2 separate regions of the Homo sapiens genome follow, and region 1 is linked to region 2. A link is a loop called in an ENCODE intact Hi-C map of the cell type or tissue named here. Cell type or tissue: Caco-2. All regions are shown on one strand. Each heading gives the region's core, and the rest is flanking DNA. Links, peaks and the distances in the headings are about the cores only.

The links. Peaks named below come from ENCODE experiments on the same cell type or tissue, not always from the same donor. Only the 100,000 strongest peaks of a DNase experiment are listed, where the experiment ranks them.
Region 1: it touches region 2 in a loop (4-fold over the local background); 5 of 110 quality-filtered maps call a loop at or near these places.

Annotation. Positions count from the first base shown.
Region 1 is chr12:31,709,874-31,720,812 of GRCh38, reverse strand. The region is part of intron 1 of AMN1 (antagonist of mitotic exit network 1 homolog); the gene reads left to right. It also overlaps the pseudogene STMN1P1. Among named protein-coding and RNA genes, the nearest start is that of AMN1, 14 kb to the left of the region's middle. RefSeq lists enhancers at 1,231-1,737, 1,738-2,245, 5,207-5,346. In Caco-2, for the core only: no CTCF peak of the experiment used is centred there; DNase peaks (open chromatin) are centred at 5,072 and 5,392.
Region 2 is chr12:31,768,331-31,779,269 of GRCh38, reverse strand. It overlaps LOC107984470 (a long non-coding RNA gene), which reads left to right. Exons shown (of 3, transcript XR_001749065.3): 3 at 84-208. Among named protein-coding and RNA genes, the nearest start is that of H3-5, 18 kb to the left of the region's middle. In Caco-2, for the core only: no CTCF peak of the experiment used is centred there; DNase peaks (open chromatin) are centred at 5,219, 5,769 and 6,379.

The DNA.
Region 1 (10,939 bases), core at 4,158-6,657, 58 kb after region 2:
TGATGAATCAATAAACAAAATGTGGTATATTTGTATAGTTGAATGTTATTCAGCTGTAAAAAGGAATGAAATACTGATACATACTACAATGTGGATAAACCTTGAAAACATGATGCTAATTGAAGGCAGCCAGACACAGAGGCCACATATTGTATAAATCCAGATAAATCAATAGTGACAGGAAGCAAATTGGTAGTTCTGAGGTATTACAACCCATAATTGGTATTTGTGAGAAAAAGGAGGAATGGGGATTGACTTTTTTTTTTTTTTTTGAGACAGAGTTTCACTCATGTTGTCCAGGCTGGAGTGCAGTGGCACGATCTCAGCTCACTGAAACCTCTTCCTCCATGGTTCAAGCGATTTTCCTGCCTCAGCCTCCCAAGTAGCTGGGATTACAGGCACCTGCCACCACACCCGGCTAATTTTGTATTTTTGGTAGAGATGGGGTTATACCATGTTGGTCAGGCTGGTCTCGAACTCCTGACCTCAGATGATCCACATGCCTCAGCTTCCCAAAGTACTGGGATTACAGGTGGGAGCCACCACACCCGGCAGGGACTGACTTCTTAATAGAGATAAGTTTTCTTTTGGGCTGGTGAAAATGTTTTAGAACTAGATACAGGTGGTAGTTGCACAACATTGTAAATGTACAAAATGCCACTGAAGTGCACACTGTAAAATGATTAATTTCATATTATCTTTCATCTCAACTTTTTAAAAGAAAAAAGTAAAGCAATGTATGTTGACAATGTCAAATGACAACGGAATGGAAAAATTAAATGTAGTATATTCACACAATGAAATATATATATACACACATACATGTATCATCTATATATTATAACATATATTGAGAACGAAATGAACTGTGGCCGCATGCAACCACTTGAATAAATTGCACAAACAAAAGGTTCCATTGTATAACTATATTGTAATTCATTCTATTTACTGTGGATGGTAATTTGAGTTGTTTTTAGTTCTCTCTGTTACAAACAATGCTGCTGTGAGTTTTGTTGTCTACATCTTCTGACTCAAAAGTGCAAGGTTTTCCAGGGTTGATACCTCCAACTGGAATTGCTAGATCTTAGGATCTATACATCTTTAGCTTTACTAGATAAGGCCAAACAGTTTTCTCAGATGCTTGTACCAAATTACATGCCTACTCTCAATGTTTGAGAGTTCCTGTTGACTACCATCTTGACCAACATTTGATGTTCTCCATACCTTTCTGAAGTCTTTGAAGTCTCTAAAGAGATAGGGAGGCTTGATAAAATGCTACATAAGTTCTTACAATCACTAGATCTACAGTGAGCAATACAAATAACATATTGTATATTCCAGAACAAATATAATTTTATATGTGTATAATTGTATATATTTTTACTTCCCTAACAAAATGTCTAACCTTTTCTCTACATTTTTGAAATTTCTGAAAAATTTGCTTTTCTGATCCTAGTGATGCTTAGGAAAGATTTTATATCATTAAAAAGAAATTGGGAGGTCACTTCCAAGATGGCTAAATGGGAACAGCTCCAGTCTGCAGCTCCCAGCAAGATTGACGCAGAAGATGGGCGATTTCTGCATTTCCAACTGAGGTACCTGGTTCATCTCACTGGGACTGGTTGAACAGTGACTGCAGCCCACGGAGGGCGAGCTGAAGCAGGGCAGGGCGTCGCCTCACCTGGGTGCAAGGGGTCGGGGGATTTCCCTTTCCTAGTCAAGGGAAGCTCTGAGTGACTGTACACTCCTGCCCAAATACTGCGCTTTTCCCACGGTCTTCCCAATCAGCAGACCAGGAGACTGCCTCCTGTGCCTGGCTTGGCAGGTCCCATACCCACGGAGCCTTGCTCGCTGCTAGCGCAGCAGTCTGAGATCGACCTGGGATGTGGGAGCTTGGCGGGGGGAGGGGCGTCTGCCATTGCTGAGGCTTGAGTAGGCGGTTCTATGCTCACAGTGTAAACAAAGTGGCAAGGAAGCTCACACTGGGCGGAGCCCACTACAGCTCAGCAAGGCCTACTGCCTCTCTAGATTCCACCTCTGGGGCAGGGCATATCTGAACAAAAGGCAGCAGACAGGTCTATAGACCCAGGCAAACAGGGTCTGGAGTGGACCTCCAGTAAACTCCAACAGACCTGCAGCTGAGGGGCCTGTCTGTTAGAAGGAAAACTAACAAACAGAAAGGAATAGCATCAACATTAACAAAAAGGACATCCACACCAAAACCCCATCCATAGGTCACCAACATCAAAGACCAAAGGTAGATAAAACCACAAAGATGGGGAGAAACTAGAGCAGAAAGCCTGAAAATTCCAAAAACCAGAATGCCTATTCTCCAGAGGAACACAACTCCTTGCCAGCAAGGGAACAAAACTGGACAGAGAATGAGTTTGACGAGTTGACAGAAGTAGGCTTCAGAAGGTTGGTAATAACAAACTCTCCAAGCTAAAGAAGCATGTTCTAACCCAACACAAGGAAGCTAAGAACCTTGATAAAAGGTTACAGGAACTGCTAACTAGAATAACCAGTTTAGAGAAGAACATAAATGACCTGATGGAGCTGAAAAACACAGCATGAGAACTTCATGAAGCATATACAATATCAATAGCCAAATTGATCAAGCAGAAGAAAGAATAGCAGAGATTGAAGATCAACTTACTGAAATAAGAGGCAAAGACAAGATTAGAGAAAAAGGAATGAAAACGAACAAAGCCTCCAAGAAATATGGGACTATGTGAAAAGACCAAACCTACGATTGATTGGTGTACCTGAAAGTGATTGAGAGAATGGAACCACGTTGGAAAACACACTTCAGGATATTATGCAGGAGAACTTCCCCAACCTAGCAAGACAGGCCAACATTCAAATTCAGGTTGAACAATGAGAACACATGGACACAGGGAGGGGAACATCACACACTGGGGCCTGTCGGGGGGTTGGGGACAAGGGGAGGGAGAGCATTAGGACAAATACCTAGTGCATGCAGGGCTTAAAACCTAGATGACAGGTTGATAGGGGCAGCAAACCACCATGGCACATGTATACCTATGTAACAAACCTGAATGTTCTGCACATGTATCTCAGAACTTAAAGTAAAATTAAAAAAAAAAAGTTAACTATAAATCTTAGTTACCAAGAAATCCCAGTTTCTGATACTGCCTCTTGTGAATTAAATAAGACTGAATTAAATTAGACTGTCTGTAGACAGATTAGAAGGCACCACAGAAGAGTCTTGAATTAAAACAAGTTTAAAGTAGCTTGACACTAGAGAAGAATTTATTTAATCTTTCTTCATAACGAATGTGTTTATCCAGGAATACCATTTGACCCAGCAATCCCATTACTGGGTATATACCCAAAGGAATATAAATGATTCTATTACAATGAATGTTTGCTTATTGCACACATATGTTTATTGCAGCACTATTCACAATAGCAAAGACATGGAACCAACTCAAATGCTCATCAGTGATAGACTGGATAAAGAAAGTGTGGTACATATAAACCATGGAATACTATGCAGCCATAAAAAGAAATGAAATCACGTCCTTTGCAGGGACATGGATAAAGCTGGAAGACATCATCCTCAGCAAACTAACACAGGAACAGAAAACCAAACACCGCATGTCATAAGTGGAGCTGAATGATGAGAACACATGGACACAGGGAGGGGAACAACACACACCGGGGCCTGTGGTTGGGGGGAGCAAGGGAAAGGATAGCATCAGGACAAATAGACAATGCATGTGGGGCTTAATACCTAGGTGTATATCCCGGAACTTAAATAAAAATGTAAAAAAAAAAATCAGTTCCTGGTGGTTTGTAAGTCAAAAAGGAAAGGTGAAACAATAAACTTAGTGAATTCTTGTAGAAGAAAACATAGGAGAATATCTTCATGAACTTAGGACAGGGAAAGTTTATGAACAGGACAAAAAATCACCTGCTGTAATGGAAAACACTGATAAATTGGACTGTATTAGAATGTACTTCTCTTCAGCAAAAGACATGATTAAGAAAGTGGAAAGGCAATCCACGGAATGGGGGAATATATTTGCAACGTATATAACAAACAGAAGGTTCATATCCAGCATATAACAGGAATTCCTATATATCAGTAAGAAACATAATTAACCCAAAATGAAAGAGGGCAAAATACTTGAGTAGATACTCCACAAAAGAGGATATCCAACCAGACAATAAAAAGATGAATGTGTACCCATATTAATCAGAGATTGCAATTTAATGCCACATTGCATTGCTATTATATACCCACTAAAATGACTAAAATTTAAAAGATTAACAATGCCAAGTGTTGGCAAGGATATGGACCACAAGAATGCTCATTCACCAATGGTAGGATTGTGATTGGGTACAACCACTTTGAAAAACTGGCATTAAGCTAAACATATGCCTACCCTATGAGCCAGCAGTTCCACTACTAGATATATACACTCAGTTGAAACACAGATACGTGTGTACCAAAAGACATGTCTAAGAATATTCATATTGATATTCATAATAATAAAGAGTTACAAATGACCCAACTGTATATTCACTGTAGAATAAATTGGTCAAACAACAGAATATTATACGTTAGTGAAAATGGACATGAACAACGTGAAAATGGAAATGAATAATCTATAGCTACATGTAACGATACAGATAAATTTCACAAACATAATGTTGAGCAAAAGAAACCATGGAAAAATGATGGAGCAATACTGAAATCAAACAGAATAGTCTCTAAAGTGAAAAACATGAATACGGATAAAGAGAGACATTACTTAATGATAAAAGGAATATTCCACAAGAAAATATCATGAATTTGCAACTGACACCAGTCTTACAAAAAGGAAACCTGTCATGTAGTTTAGTCAAATTTAGTCACGTTAGGAAACTTAATAAACTACTCTTAAATTTTATAAATACAGAAAACAGCTCAGAGTGTGGTCAGGTGGCTCAGATCTAGCAGAGTTTTCCTTATCCCAGTGGATTTTGTAGAATACACTGCCAGTCTCTTGTCTTTCATTCATCATGGCTACTTCTGATATCCAGGTGAAAGCACTGGAGAAGTGTGCCTCAGGCTAGGCTTTTGAACTGATTCTCAGATACCATCAAAAGAATCCATCCCAGAGTTCCTTATTTCCCCTCCAAAGAAGAAAGATCTTTCCCTGGAGGAAATTCAGAATAAATCAGAAGCTTCAGAAGAAAGACACAAGCCCTGCGAAGCTGAGGCCTTGAAGCAGCTTGCTGAAAAATGAGAGCAGGAGAAAGAAGTGCTTCAGAAATCAATAAAAGAACAGCTTCAGTGAAATAGCAGAAGAGAAACTGACCCACAAAATGGAAGCTAACAAAGAGAACAGGAAGGCGCAAATGACTACCACACTGGAGTGTTTGCAGAGAAAGATAAGCACGTTGAAGAAATGCGGAAGAGCAAAGAATCCAGAGATCCTGGTGATGAGGCTGAAGCTGACTAATTTGTTCTAAGAACTGACTTTCTCCCCGCTCTTCTTCCTAGATATTCAGACTATACTGGCCAGTGTCATTTTATTTTTTGCTCCTGACAAATATTCTAGAAGCTGATGTAGGACTAGATAGGTAAATCCAGCCTGTACAATGTTGTTTTAGGAGCTAAAGGGAAGAAACTGAAAGAGTTTTACTCTTTTTCTAAAATGTTGGTCTTTCTAACATAGCTATTTTTCTTGTTGCATCTTTGCTACTTCAGTACACTTGGGTTAATGGCTAGTACTGTACTGGCTTTGTGAAACATATTTGTGAAAAGAGTATGTAGTGGCTTCTTTTGAACTGTTTGATACGGAATATTTGTTCATTTTTTAATCCCAATTCTGTCCTAATTTTACCAGATGCTACTGGACTTGAATGGTTAATAAAATTGCACAATGTTGTTGGTGGCAGTGACTTCTTTCTGTTCAGGTAATAAGTTAAAAAGATCCTCCTAGTTTATATTTGTTTCAGGTAGAGCTTTTAGGTCAATGGAAATAACCAGCATACACATTACTGCAAAGTCTCTGCTTTTGAGTTTCTTGCTCCAGAGTTGTTTGTATTGTCTTCTACAATCATTGCTTTGTTTCAATGCCTGGACCCTGATCAGCTGTTGCTATATTCTTTCAAATGTTTATTTGCAAACAATCTTTTTTGTTCTGTGTTCCTGTTTAAAAAGCAGATTAAGGCCGAGCACAAGGCTCATGCCTGTAATCCCAGCAGTTTGGGAGGCCAAGGTGGGAGGCTCACTTCAGCCCAGGAGTTCAAGACCGGCCTGGGCAACATATAGAGACCCCATCTCTACAAGAAATACAGAAAATTAGCTGATTGTGGTGGTGCATGTCTGTAGTCCCAACTACTTGGGAGGCTGAGGTAAGAGGATCACTTGAGCCTTGGAGGTTGAGGCTGCAGTGAGCTGTGATTGTGCCACTGTACTCCAGCCTGGGCAACAGAGTGAGACCTTGTCTCAAGATAAATAAATAAAAATTTTAAAGGCAGATTAAAGGCACAAATGGTGTTTCTAGAGAACAATTTAGAGGGAATCTTAAGATCCTAGTTGGAGATATCTGGTGGTTTGCTTGCTTTATGTTACAGGTGGAGGTGTATTCTAATGCTTTCCTGCCGTAAAAGCTATAATTTGAGAATTGGAAAATTTTTTGGGCTTTTTTCTTTACCCCCGACTCATAGTACAGCTTTGAGAATATAATAATATTAAAAAAGCTTTCCATGCTGCTGTAGCAACTCCTGTGAAATGATTTAAGGGAACTTTATTTATATTTTAAAAATCAATAATTTATTTATAGATATATGTATTAGTATTAAAAGTATAATTAAATAATGGACAGGAACTATTTTTAAAACTTTATGGTAGTAATTGTCTCTACAAACAGAGATACATAGAGTAAACCAGTCGAGTATATAAAAGTGGCTTTAATTTTATCAGAAAATTTTTTTTTTCTTTTTTTGAGACAAGGTCTAGCTCTCTCACCCAGGCTGGAGTGCAGTGGTACAATCACAGCTTACTGCAGCCTCACCTCCTGGACTCAAACAATCCTCCCACCTCAGCACCCCCGCACCCCAGGTAGCTGGGACTACAAGTGAATGCCACTACACCCAGCTAATTTTTGTATTATTTGTAGAGACAGGGTTTTGCCATGTTTCCCAGGCTGGTCTTGAACTCCTGGGCTCAAGTGAGCCTCCTGTCTCAGTCTCCCAAAGTGCTGGGATTATAGACATAAGCCACCATGCTCAGCCTTAATCAGAAATGTTTTATGTCTTGAGATGTCTGACACAAATATGATAAAAGAGTAACAAAATTCTAGGTTTGAGGTACATAGATGTATATCACCCTGTTTTATATTTCTGTATTTTTGAAATTTTTTATTATAAAACAACAAGCAAAAACTTGCAGAAATGAAAAGAAGACTTGATTTTAAATTACAAATATCATAAACTAGAAATTCCACATTTAGTAGAAAAATAAGAATATAGTAGAATTAGATAATACTGTAAATAAACATATATACATTAAACATATTTATGTGCAAACACATATACATACATGGAGAGAGATACTTATACATACATATATATATAACACACAGAGAGAACATTACATCTCTCACGTAGATAATATACATTCTCTGAATATATAGAGCATGTATTTGGCCACAACAAAGAGCTCTTACAAATTTGTCAACAAATAACAAAATGGTCCTCAAAAAACTAAAAATGGAACTACCCTATGATTCAGCAATTTCACCACTGGGTAAATATCCAAAAGAAAATAAATAAATATATAAAAGAGATATCTGCACTCCCATGTTTATTGCAGCACTATTTGTAATAACCAAAATATGGGCCGAGCATGGTGGCTCACACCTGTAATCCCAACACTTTGGGAGGCCGAGGCGTGTGGATCACGAGGTCAGGAGTTTGAGACCATCCTGGCTAACATGGTGAAACCCCGTCTCTACTAAAAAAGAAAAAATTAGCTGAGTGTGGTGGCATGCACCTGTAGTCCCAGCTACTTGGGAGGCTGAGGCAGGGGAATTGCTTGAACCCGGAAGGCAGAGGTTGCAGTGAGCTGAGATTGTGCCACTGCACTCCAGCCTGGCAACAGAGCAAGACTCTGTCTCAAAAAAATAAAAATAACCAAAATATGGAATCAACCTAAGTGCCCATCAATGGATGAATGAATAAAGAAAATGTGGTATAATACATATATATGATGGAATATTATTCAGCCATTAAAAAATAATGAAATCTGCTGGGTACGGTGGCTCATGCCTGTATTCCCAACACTTTGGGAGGCCAAGGCAGGCAGATCACGAGGTCAAGAGTTCAAGACCAGTCTGGCCAACATGGTGAAACCCTGTCTCTACTAAGAATACAAAAATTAGCCGGGCGTGGTGGCATGTGCCTGTAATCCCAGCTATTTGGGAGGCCAAGGAAGGAGAATTGCTTGAACCTGGGTGGCAGAGGTTGCAGTGAGCCGACATTGCACCACTGCACTCTAGCCTGGGCGACAGAGCAAGACTCCATCTTGAAAAAAAATAATAATAAAATAAAATAATAATGAAATCTTAGTCAAGTGTGGTAAGCATGCCTCTAGAAGCTGAGGCAGGAGGATCTCTTGAGCCTAGGAGGTTAAGGCTGCAGTGAGCTGTGATTGCACCATTGCACCCCAACCTAGGCAACAGAGCAAGACCCCATCTCGGGAGAGAGGGAGGTAGGGAAGGAGGGAGGGAGGGAGGAAGGGAGGGAGGGGGGAATGAATGAATTCTGTCATATGCAGCAACATGGATGGAACTGGAGGTCATTTTGTTAAGTAAGCCAGACACAGAAAGACAAATGTCACATGTTCTCATTCATATGTGGGAACTAAAAAAAAGTGGATATCATGAAGATAGAGAGTAGATGGGTGGCTAACAGAGGCTGGGAAGGGCAGGGGATGGCGGCATAGAGAGAGGTTGATTAATGGGTATAAATACACAAATAAAAAATAGTGTTCAATAGATGGGTAGGGTGACTATAGTTAATAATAATCTATTATACACTTCAAAATGGTTAGAAGAGAATAATTTGAATGTTCCTAGCATAAACAAAAGATAAATATTTAAGGTGATGGATAACCCAGTTACCCTGATTTGATCTTTACACATTATATGAATGTATCAAATTATCACATGTACCCTGAAAATATGTACATCTATTATGTATCAGTTTTTAAAAATAACAAAACAGGCAAAGGATATGTATAGATTGTTTATGGAAAAGCATATCCAGATAGCCAGCAAGCTCATGCAAGGATGTTGTTTATTGGTAATTAGAGAAATACAAGTTAAAGTAATAGTGAGACATCATTTTCACCTGTTAGGCCTTCCAACATTTAAGAGTAGGTGATCTTGAAAACAGTGCTGAGTGAAAAACTAAACAAATCTATGACAAGTCCCATGTTTATAAATTAGAAATGCATGCATACAATAAACATGTTAAAAGGAAATATACAATGAAAGGATACACATTAAACATGAGAATGGTTTCCTAGAGGGGTGGGGAATGGGAGTGGGAAATGGAGATAACAAAGAAATGGAAAGAATAAATAAAATTAAAATTAAATATAAAATAAATAAATAGGGCTGGGTGCGGTGGCTCATGCCTGTAATCCCAAGTGAGGAGTTTGGACCATCCTGGCCAATATGGTGAAACCCCATCTCTATTAAAAATACAAAAATTAGCCAGGCATGGTGGCACACGCCTATAGTCTCAGCTACTTGGGAGGCTGAGGCAGAAGAATTGCTTGAACCTGGGAGGCAGAGGTTGCAGTGAGCTGAGATCATGCCACTGCACTCCAGCCTGGGTGACAGAGTGAGACTCTGTCTCAAAAAATAAATAAACTAGCCATGATATCTATTGCTGGAAGGATGTAGAGGGAAAGGAGCTTTCTGACACTACTAATAGAAATATGAAGTGTTTTCCAGACTTTCTGAAAAATAATCTGACAACATATCCTAGAAATAGTGGTAATGCTTGTCAGCATACAAGTCACTAAATAGATCATCCGTACTGTGAAATATGATGTGACCATTAAGGGAGAATCAGTACTGTGTCGGATGCCTTGAAGGGATTTCATAAGATACTGAATGAAAGACAGTGTATAAAAGTAAGTGTACTGTGGTGCCGTTTTAGGAAACAATGACCCCTCCCCCACACAAGCCTTTAAATGTGTGTGTGTGTGTGTGTGTGTGTGTGTGTGTGTACAAGAACAGAGAAAAATAAGAAAGAATATATGCTACATTGGTGTAGAGAGCTAATGGAGGGGGAAGGACAAGAGAGGAAACTGTGTAGGAAACCAAAAGAGGAAAAAGAAAAAATTAACATTGCACTAAAAAATTAATCACAGGTATATGATCACATTCACTCATGAATGTAAAATTTTGTATATATGGGGATATTTGTAGACAGAAATTAATAAGATTTGTATTTGTTTCTTTAAAGTATGAGTTTTTCAGATGGTTGGAATTTCAGGACACAGATAAGATATGTTGGTCATAAGATTCTTGGTTGTTGCCTGATAACTCTACTTTCTGCCTATACAACCCTGGCACTGAGTTTGATATCTCTGTGATTTGTAATATTTGCTGAATCTTTGTGGTTATGGTTCTTTCTCTAGTGATTTCATTATCCACATAGTTTTCAAGAAAAATAGTAAAAACAAGTTTGCTGGATTAACAGATAAAACTTTTCAATTAGTGGGTCCCAATATAAAGCTTATTTAGGAGTATGTGTCTTAGAAATTAGACACTTAGGAAAAACATTCTTGTTGGTCATTTAAAATGCATTTTGATAAATGAGGTATGCATAGAAAAAAATTGTAGAGGAAGAGCATCTTGTCCGTAATTTAACACAGACTAGGTTTTTGAAGCTTACAGAGCTA
Region 2 (10,939 bases), core at 4,570-7,069:
ATAATGGTGAGCAAAAATGAGCATATGTCCACTGCAGATCACATATTTGTCAGATGTGAAACCTAATGTTATATGTTCTTTAGCTAGGTCTGTTGTCGTCTGGATGATTATAGCACAAGTGAAACAGAAGACTAAGAGATTTGAAGGCGTTAATGCTGGAAATAGTGATGGATAGTCACTATATTTCTGAGCTAGGGAAGAAAATGAGGCCAGAAGATAATTTGGAAACCAGGAGAACTGAGACAAGGTGGGTTTAAATCAAGTTTAGCTTAAAGCTGCCTTCTCACATGTTTAAGTTTGGCCTACAGGTTTTTCTGTACATCATGAACTGTAAAAAGTGGAGGTATACAGCCCACATCCGTGCCAATCACTGAGTTTTGGCCAATCAAATGTAGCCAAATGTTCAAACTGTGTTCAAGTAAGGCAAATGCCAAGCTGTAACCAATCCAGTTGTTTCTGTACTTCACTTCTGTTTTCTGTTCGTCACTTTCATTTTGCTGTCCATAAATCTTCTTCCACCAGGTAGCTACGCTGGATTCACTACGAATCTGCTGTGATTCTGGGGGTTGCCCTATTCGCAAATTGTTCATTGTTTAGCTAAACTTCTTTACATTTAACTCAGCTGAAGTTTTTTTCTTTTAACAGTGGTAAGAAATTTCTAAGAATCTTCTGAGATTTTTTTTTTTTTTTGAGACAGAGTCTCCCTCTTTTTGAGACATTGTTTCACCATGTTGGCCAGGCTGGACTCGAACTCCTGACCTCAAGTGATTCGCCTGCCTCGGCCTCCCAAAATGCTGGGATTACAGGAGTGAGCCATTATGCCTGGCCGAATCTTCTGAGATTATGCCAGAAATTATTATTATATTTTTTGAGATGGAGTTTCGCCCTTTTGCCCAGGCTGGAGTGAAGTGGCGTGATCTTGGCTTACTGCAACCTCTGTGCCCAGGTTCAAGCAATTCTCCTGCCTCAGCTTCCCAAGTAGCTGGGACTACAGGTGCCCACCACCACTCCTGGCTAATTTTTGTATTTTTAGTAGAGTTGGGGTTTCACCATGTTGGCCAGGCTGGTCTCGAACTCCTGACCTCAGGTGACCCACCCGCCTTGGCCTCCCAACGTGCTAGGATTACAGGCGTAAGCCACCATGCCCGGCCTATTATGCCAGAAATTCTATGATGTAAACCAAGCAAGAGGCATGCCATGAGAAATTGAGGTGCTATGAAGGGTCATCAAAGAGCAAATAAAGTTCCAATTGTGTTTTAGTTTCATGTATTTATTTATTTAAAATAGAACCAGGGCCGGGCGCGGTGGCTCATGTCTGTAATCCCAGCACTTTGGGAGGCCGAGGCAGGAGGATCACGAGGTCAGGAGATCAAGACCAGCCAGACCAACATGGTGAAACCCCGTCTGTACTAAAAATACAAAAAATTAGCTGGGCGTGGTAGCAGGCGCCTGTAGTCTCAGCTACTCGGAAGGCTGAGGCAGCAGAATGGCGTGAACCTGGGTGGCGGAGCTTGTAGTGAGCTGAGATCGCACCACTGCACTCCAGCCTGGATGACAGAGCCAGACTCCGTCTCAAAAAAAAATAATAATAAATAAAATAAAATAAATAAATAAATAAATAAAATAGAGCCAGGTACAGTGGCTCACTCCTATAATCCCAGCACTTTGGGAGGCTGAGGCTTTAGCCCAGAAGTTTGAGACCAGCCTGGGAAATATAGCGAGACCCTGTCTGTGTAAAAAAAGTTTTTAAATTAAATTAGCCCGGCACGGTGGGACATGCCTATAGTTCCAGCTACTCTAGAGGCTGAGATAGGAGGATCACTTATACCCAGGAGATTGAGGCTGCAGTGAGGTATGTTCACGCCACTGCATTCCAGTCTGGGCGACAGAGCAAGACCCTGTCTCAAATGAATAGAATAGAATAGAATAGAATAGAATAGAATAGAATAGAATAGGCCATACTGTCATTTATTTATTTATTTTTTTTGAAAATACAGATGGGAGCCGGGCATGGTGGCTCATGCCTGTAATCCCAACACTTTGGGAGGCCAAGGTGGGAAGGTCCCCTGAGGTCAGTAGTTCAAGACCAGCCTGGCCAACATGGTGACACACCATCTTTACTAAAAATACAAAAATTAGCTGGGAGTGGTGGTATACACCTGTAGTCCCAGCCCCTCAGGAGGCTGAGGCAGGAGAATCACTTGAACTCAGGAGGCAAAGGTTGCAGTGAGCCAAGATCCCACCGCTGCACTCCAGCCTGGGTGACAAGGCAAGACTCTGTCTCCAAAAAAAAAAAAAACAAAACAGACAGGGTCTCACTAAGTTAGCCACACAGGTCTCTAACTACTGGCCTCAAGCAATCCTCCTGCCTTAGTCTCTCAAAGTGCTAGGATTATAGGCATGACCCACTATGCCCAGCCATTTTTATGAGACGGGGTCTGGCTTTGTTGCCCTGACTGGAGTGCAGTGACACAATCTAAGCTCGCTGCAATGTCTGCCTCTTGGGCTCAAACCATCCTTCCATCTCAGCCTCCTGAATAGCTGGGACTACAGCTGTGCGCCACCACGCCCAGCTAATTTTTTTTGTATTTTTGGTAGAGATGGGGTTTTCCCATGTTGCCCAGGCTGGTCTCAAACTCCTGGCCTTAAGTGATCCTCTCGCCTTGGCCTCCCAAAGACCAAGGATTACAGGCACACCTGGGATTACACTGTTCAACCACTGGCTCAAGAAAAGCAGAAAGTCTTCTCAATGGCTCAAAATTCATTTTATGTTCAATGACAGGCCTTCTGCAAATTGAGACTCTGAGCTCGTTAGGGTAGTGACTGTAATTCTTCCTAGACACAGAAGGCCAACAGGGTGATTGTCACAACAGCACTGAGCAAAAGCCATTACATATTAGTAGCCAATGAGAATCAAGATTCAGGACCCTGCAGAGGAGAGCACTCTCATATGCCAGCAAGCAGAGTGGTGGAAGGGGAGCTTGGGTGCATGCTCATCCATTACAGCCAGTGGGAGGCTCTGAAGTCTAAGTAAGATGAAGACGCACTGCTGTACTGGTTGGCACCTAGGCAGTAAGTAACAATTCACTAGATAAAATTTTAGGTGGAACTACAGATTTGAAAAGTTCTGGGATGCAATATAATATCTATGGGAGCATTGCTATTAACATGAAAAGTCAGTATCTTGAAAACAAGTAGGGTCCCCTCCCCTGGAATATTGAAGAGATATGAAGACTGTATCTTCAAGTACCTGAGGGGAGACCTAATACAACGAGTTCTGTGACTTTCTGCCAGACCCGGTGCAGGGAATCCATGAACTGGTCAGGCCTCCTGCTCTGCTTGGGGACCCATAGCCAGAAAATGTGCTTTAGGTTCTAATACAGTCAGAATTACATTAATTATTTGGTTTACTGAAAACTCAGGCCAGGTGCAGTGGTTTACATCTGTAATCCCAACGCTTTGGGAAGCTGAGGCTGGAGGATTGCTTGAGCCCAGGAGTTGAAGACTAGCCTGGGCAACATAGGGAGACCCCCGTCTCTATAAAAAATAAAAAATTAGCTGGGCATGGTGGTGTGCACCTGTAGTTCCAGCTCCTCGGGAAGCTGAGGTGGGAGCATCCCTTGATCCCGATCCCAGGAGGTTGAGGCTGCAGTGAGCTATAATCACACCACTGCACTCCAACCTGGGTTGGAGACTCTGGAAAATAAAAATATAAAGAGAGAGAGAGAGAGAGAAAGAAAGAAAGATAGATTAAAAAAGAAAGAAAGAAAGAAAGAAAGAAAGAAAGAAAGAAAGAAAGAAAGAAAGAAAGAAAGAAAGAAAAAACTTAAGCAAGAGGGAGACAGGTCATTACCATAGCCTTTTTTTTTTTTTTTTTTTAAATCTGGGACAGAGTCTCCCTCCGACTCCCAGGCTGGAGTGCAGTGGTGTGATCTCAGCTTACTGCAATCTTTGCCTCCCGAGTCAAGCAATTCTCCTGCCACAGACTCCCAAGTAGCTGGGATGTCTTGCTCTGTCGCCCAGGCTGGAGTGCAATGGCACAATCTCAGCTCATTTCAACCTCCGCCTACCGGGTTCAAGCAGTTCTCCTGCCTTAGCCTCCCAAGTAGCTGGGATGACAGGCATGCAACACCAAATCTGGCTAAATTTTGTATTTTTAGTAGAGACAGGGTTTCTCCATGTTGGCCAGGCTGGTCTCGAACTCCCGACCTCAGGCGATCTGCCCACCTCAGCCTCCCAAAGTGCTGGGATTACAGGCTTGAGCCACCGTGCTGGTCCCTGTCATAACTATTAAAACAAAAAACAAAAAACAGCTACTCAAGATACTTGATAGCTTTTTGTTGAGCAAAGGAAAAATGAAAACTCTATTGATGATGGCATTTATAAATAAGAATGTCTGAAGATTATTTTATGAACTGACATTATTTTTTCTTCCCATCCCTTCTTCCCAAAGAACTGCCCTTTATGACTCCAGGGAATGCCCTCAAACAAGAGTGCTAGCAGAAACCTAGAGGCAAACTGTCTTAGGTTCCAAAAGATAGCCTGACTGGTAAAAGAAATTGAAAACAGGTGTTTTCATTTGCTTTGTATTAAAAGAATTGAAAGGCCGGGCACGATGGCTCATGCCTGTAATCCCAGCACTTTGGGAGGCTGAGGCGGGCAGATCACAAGGTCAGGAGATGGAGACCATCCTGGCTAACACGATGATACCCTCTCTCTACTAAAAATACAAAAAATTAGCCAGGCGTGGTGGCAGGCACCTGTAATCCCAGCTACTCGGGAGGCTGAGGCAGGAGAACTGCTTGAACCCAGGAGGCGGAGGTTGCAATGAGCTGAGATCGTGCCATTGCACTCCAGCCTGGGCGACAGAGCAAGACTCCATCTCAAAAATAAAAATAAAAAAAGGAAACTATCTCAGAGGAAATTTGCCATTTATGAGAAAAGTAGAGCGTAGTTAAAATGAATCTTCTGAGTTATGGGGAAGAACAGTATCTCCATCTCTTATGTTTCCAGATGCAGCAACTTCAGGTAGGTGAGTGGCTTTCTACCTCACTGCACATTGGTTCCCTGGGTGGCTTTGAACTGTGAGATTGGCTGAGAATCACTGAGTATCTCCCTGTTCCTCATTCGCCCCTCCCCAGGGAAATAGGAGTGAGCAGTCAGACATGTGAGTTAGTAAGAACAGACTGAGCTCAGCCCTTCCTCCACCTTTCTAGACCTGTGTGTTACAGGGAGTGGATCTGCTTCCTATGACCCTGCCTTTGCTGAGAAGCCTGTGTTGTTCAGCTGTGCCAGCAACCAGGCGGGGATGTCTGGGGAAAGTGTGAGCCTGCCCACTTGGCCACATCTTCCAGTTGACTTTATTAAGGTGATATTTTGATGCTCACTTATCCTGACTCCTGTATTTCTCTCAATTGATTCTGAATTCAAGAGGAAGAAAGATACTCTGAATTCAAGAGGAAGAAAGATACTCTGAATTCAAGAGGAAGAAAGAAAGATAAATATATTAGCCCACCAAGGAAGGAATTTTTGGCTGGTCTAAACTTTTGCCCCAGACCCAGGGACCCTGGGGATATGACCTTAGATTTACCTTCTTGCCACTCTGCTCCCCAGAATGTATTGATACAAGATAAACTTGGAATGTTAGCAGGTCAGATTGCCCCTGGCTTACAGAAGCATTCATTGTGAAACCCCTGATTGATGAGTTGCAGCTGCCCTGTTAGGCATGTGATTTAGCACTTTCTCCCAGAGGCTATGCAGCAAGCATGGACTACACATAGGTAGAGAATGGAAAGGGTGGCTGCCCAGAGGTCAAGTCTTCTGCACACGCTTCAGCCTCACCTCTTGCAGCTGAGCATGCTGTGTGGTGGAGGGGCATGGAAGCTGCACCCAGCATTGCCAGACATCAGAAGGTCTCTGCTGTTTAGCTGTGTGCATTGTTTACCGTGTACCTTTTAAGGCTAAGTAAACTGTGACTTGTGAGTCTTTTTTTTAAAAATCAATTTTGATCTTAGGACTAACAGATATTGAGTAACATGTATAGCAAATAGTCCACTAAATTCCTACACCTGAGTCCTGCCCTTCAATAATTGGATTATTAAAGTTGTTTGTTCAATCACTTACTTGTAGTCAATTCTGTAGGTTAGCTCACCTGTCACTCATTCCAACTCTTATTTCAATTTTCCTTCCTTCTTTAGAGAAGGAGGAAAGCTAAAAACTTCCCTTCTCAGATTTCCTTGTAGCTAGGGGTGGTCCCATGACTCAATTCTGGCTAACAAAATGTAAGCTGAATTTTGCTGGTACTGCCTCTTCCATTTCTTTTTTCCTGCCTGGAACCGGTGAGGATGCCTGAGGCTCAGCAGTCATTGCTAAGCATGGTAGTGATCAGGACACTAGGGGTCAGTTTCCTTGCTGGCATTGTTGAGGCCATCACAATCAGCCTTGAGCTTCCCGTTCCCAGATTTCCTGCTATAGGAGACAGAGAGATCCCTTACTTGTTTAAGCGGTCAAGTGCAATTCTAACGGATATATTTATAAATTCAATTTCCACGTGTGGTAGGAAGAATAAAGGTCCCCTAAACATGTTCGTGTCCTAATCCTTGTGACCTGCAAATATGTTAACTTACATGGCAAGAGGGATTTTGCAGGTGTGACTAAATTAAGGCCCTCAAGGTAGGAAGAGTATCCTTGATCCTCCAGGCAGGCTCAAGGTAATTGTAAAGGTCCTTACAACTGAAAGAGGGAGGACGAAGGGGTTGTCAGAGAAAGAGATATGACAACAGAAGTAGGGTCAGAGAAACGTTTGTTGCTCGCTTTGAAGAAGGAGAAAAGGGGCTGTGAGCCAAGGAATGTGGGTAACCTCTAGAAGCTGGAAAAAGAAAGGAAACAGATTCTTCCCTAGAGCCTCAAGAAGGAATTCAGCTCTTCCAGTATCTTGGTTTTTAGTCTAGTGAGACCTGTGTCAGATTTCTAATATACTGAATCATAAGATGATAAATTTGTATTGTGTTAAGTGACTAAATTTGTGGTAATTTGTTACAGCGGAAGAGAAAATTAATACACTATATTATGACCTTTTAATATAAAATTATGATAGGTCAAAAGAAATTAAAATTTTCAGTGCAAGATTCCTCTAGTTTTTAAAATCAAGACCAAGCAAAAAAAGATGGAACTTTTTTTTTTTTTTTTTTTTTTTGAGATGGAGTCTCACTCTGTTGCCCAGGCTGGAGTGCAGTGGTGCTATCTCAGCTCACTGCAAGCTCCACCTCCCGGGTTCACGCCATTCTCCTGCCTCAGCCTCCCAAGTAGCTGGGACTACAGGCGCCTACCACCACACCTGGCTAATTTTTTTGTGTTTTTAGTAGAGATGGGGTTTCACTGTGTTAGCCAGGATGGTCTCGATCTCCTGACCTCATGATCCGCCCACCTTGGCCTCCCAAAGTGCTGGGATTATAGGCGTGAGCCACCGCGACCGGCCTTCGTTTTTAGAATTTAAAAAAAATCCCCACAAACCTAGAAAAAGACTGATTTTTTTTTTTTTTAAACAGAGTCTCACTCTGTCACCTAGGCTGGAGTACAGTGGCGTGATCTGGGCTCACTGCAACCTCCGCCTCCTGGGTTCAAGCGATTCTCCTGCTTCAGCCTCCCGAGTTGCTGGGACTACAGGCATGTACCACCATGCCCAGGTAATTTTAGTATTTTTTGGTAGAGACGGGGTTTCACCATGTTGGCCAGGCTGGTTTTGAACTCGTGACCTCAGGTGATCCACCCGCCACAGCCTCCCAAAGTACTGGGATTACAGGTGTGAGCCACTGTGCCCAGCCGAGACTGAAATTTTTATAGCATGGTACCAACTAAACACCAATGCTTGTTTTAAACCTGTTGTAATTGATCAGTGATAGCTCCTTCAGCAAACACATCTAGGTAACAGAAAATGAACTTCTGTAACCCATGCTTTTATGACTGATTTTCCAAACTACTCCTGCCTCAGTAACCAATACACCCCATAACAAACCCTTCCCATAAAGCCTATATGTTTTTTGAGACGGAGTCTCGCTCTGTTGCCCAGGCTGGAGTGCAGTGGTGCAATCTCGGCTCACTGCAAGCTCTACCTCCTGGGTTCACGCCATTCTCCTGCCTCAGCCTCCTGAGTAGCTGGGACTACAGGTGCCCGCCACCAGACTCAGTTAATTTTTTTGTATTTTTAGTAGAGATGGGGTTTCACCGTGTTAGCCAGGATGGTATCGATCTCCTGACCTCATGATCCACCTGCCTCAGCCTCCCAAAGTGCTGGGATTACAGGCATGAGCCACCATACCCAGCCAAAGCCTGTATTTTCTTTGTTCAACAAGACTAATCAGCATAGCTTTGGGTTGGTGATCTCATCCTTTGATATACTGTATATTTTTCCTAAACAAAGGGAGACTTCATTTAACAAGGGTCAAGGCAAATACAGAATATCTAGTAGATAAAAGCAGAGTACCAAGTTTTGTACTATTCAATGAAGGGAGGTAGGAAAGTGGTATATGATAATTTGTTTTAATTATGTGAAGAAATAACTTTATGTATTGGTTTGAAACTCTTGATTTTTTCCTATGTTTTTATTTGAAAAACAAAAATGCTAAAAATGAATAAAATCCTTCATGATCCCACCATCTTCATATTTGAAATATTTAAAAAAGTAAAAGTCTTCCCCTTGTCTCCTTTCTAGCAATCCCATCCAACAGATGTAATTGCTATTAATAATTCTAGCCAGGCGTGGTGGCACACACCTGTAGTCCCAGCTACTGAGGAGGCTGAGGCAGGAGAATTGCTTAAACCCAGAAGGTGGAGGCTGCAGGGAGCTGACATTGCACCACTGCACCCCAGCCTGGTCGACAGAGTGAGACCCTGTCTCAAAAAAATAAAATAAAAATAAAAAGTTGTGTGTATCCTTTCAGATGTATACTTAGGCACGGGGTGTTATAATAAATCTATTTTAACCAACTGCCATAGTTGCTGGGGCCTTTAGAACCTATTTTATGTAATTGGATATAGTTTAGTAACTTCAGCATGCTTGTGAGCTTCTTGAGAACAGCAGCCAGGATACACTAATCTCTGTATAACAGATAATATTAAATAATAGGTTTCCAGCAAATACTGACTAATTGAATTAAGAATTAGGAATTTCTCTAATAAGATCCCACTTAATCTCTGGTATAAGAATACAATTTGTGGTCCTAAAGAGATGTGGGTTCAGATACTGGATCCAACTGTAGTAGCCTCTCTGGCATCTGAATGTTTAAAGTTCTGGGACAGCCTTGCTCAAAGAATAGTCAGCTGGTGGTCTATCAAGTAGTCAAGAGAGTTTGGCCATTTCAGAGGAAAAAAATAAAGAAGTATAATAATTTTGTTCAAATACATTTTATCAATGTGAAATTAAGATTAAGAATTATTTTTGGCTGGGTGCGGTGGCTCATGCCTGTAATCCCAGCACTTTGGGAGGCCGAGGTGGGTGGATCACGAGGTCAGGAGACCAAGACCATCCTGGCTAACACAGTGAAACCCCATCTCTACTAAAAATACAAAAAATTAGCTGAGCGTGGTGGTGGGTACCTGTAGTCCCAGCTACTCGGGAGGCTGAGGCAGGAGAATGGTGTGAACCTGGGAGGTGGAGCTTGCAGTGAGCTAAGATCACACCACTGCACTCCAACAGAGTGAGACTCCATCTCAAAAAAAATTTTTTTTACAGAAATTCTGCTATATTTTCAGTGTATCATTTATTTTTATTTTTTTGAGACAGGGTCTCACTCTTGCCCAGGCTGGAGTACAGTGGTGAGATCATGGTTCACTGCAGCCTTGACCTCCCAAGTTCACTCTATCCTCTCACCTCAGCCTCCTGAATACCTGGAACCTCAGGAGTGTGCCACCATGCCCTGCTAATTTTAAAATTTTTTGTAGAGATAGGATCTTACCATGTTGTCCAGGGTTGTCTTGAACTCCTGGGCTAGAGCAATCCTCCCCTCTTGGCCTCCCAAAGTGTGGGATTACAAGTGTGAGCCACTGTACCCGGTCCATTATTTACTTTTAAATTAGATGTGACTTTCATAAGACTCAAAATTGAAAAAGGTTAAAGATAAACAGTATAAGGTCTCCCCCTAACCACATCCCCTAAGCCAGTATTGATCAGCATGTGTATCCCCTTACAGAGATATTTTACAGTATACAAGAAAACACACACACATACACAAATACACACACATTTTGCCCCCCGCCTTTTTTTTTTTTTTTTTGAGACGGAGTCTTGCTTTGTCACCCAGGCTGGAGTGCAGTGGCACGATCTCAGCTCACTGCAACCTCCACCTCCTGGGTTCACGCCATTCTCCTGCCTCAGCCTCCCGAGTAGCTGGGACCACAGGTGCATGCCACCATGCCTGGCTAATTTTTTGTATTTTTAGTAGAGATGGGGTTTCACCGTGTCAGCCAGGATGGTCTTGATCTCCTGACCTCGTGATCTGCCCGTCTTGGCCTGCCAAAGTGCTAGGATTACAGGCATGAGCCACCACACCCGGCCCATTTTGCTCTTTTTTACACAAGCAACATAAGCTATACACTTTTCTGCACCTTACTTGTTCCATGAAACAGTATATCTAGGACAATGGTCTCCTACTTTTTTGACACTAGGGACTGGTTTTGTGGAAGACAATTTTCCATGAATCAGGGTGGGGAGGGATGGTTTCAGGATGATTCAAGCGCATTACATTTATTGTGCACTTTATTTCTATCATTATTATATTGTAATATATAATGAAACAATTATACAACTTGCCATAATGTGGAATCAGTGGGAGCCCTGAGCTTGTTTTCCTGCAATAAGATGGTCCCATATGGGGGTGATGGGAGACAGTAACAGATCATCGGGCATTAGATTCTCATAAGGACACTCAACCTAGATTCCTGA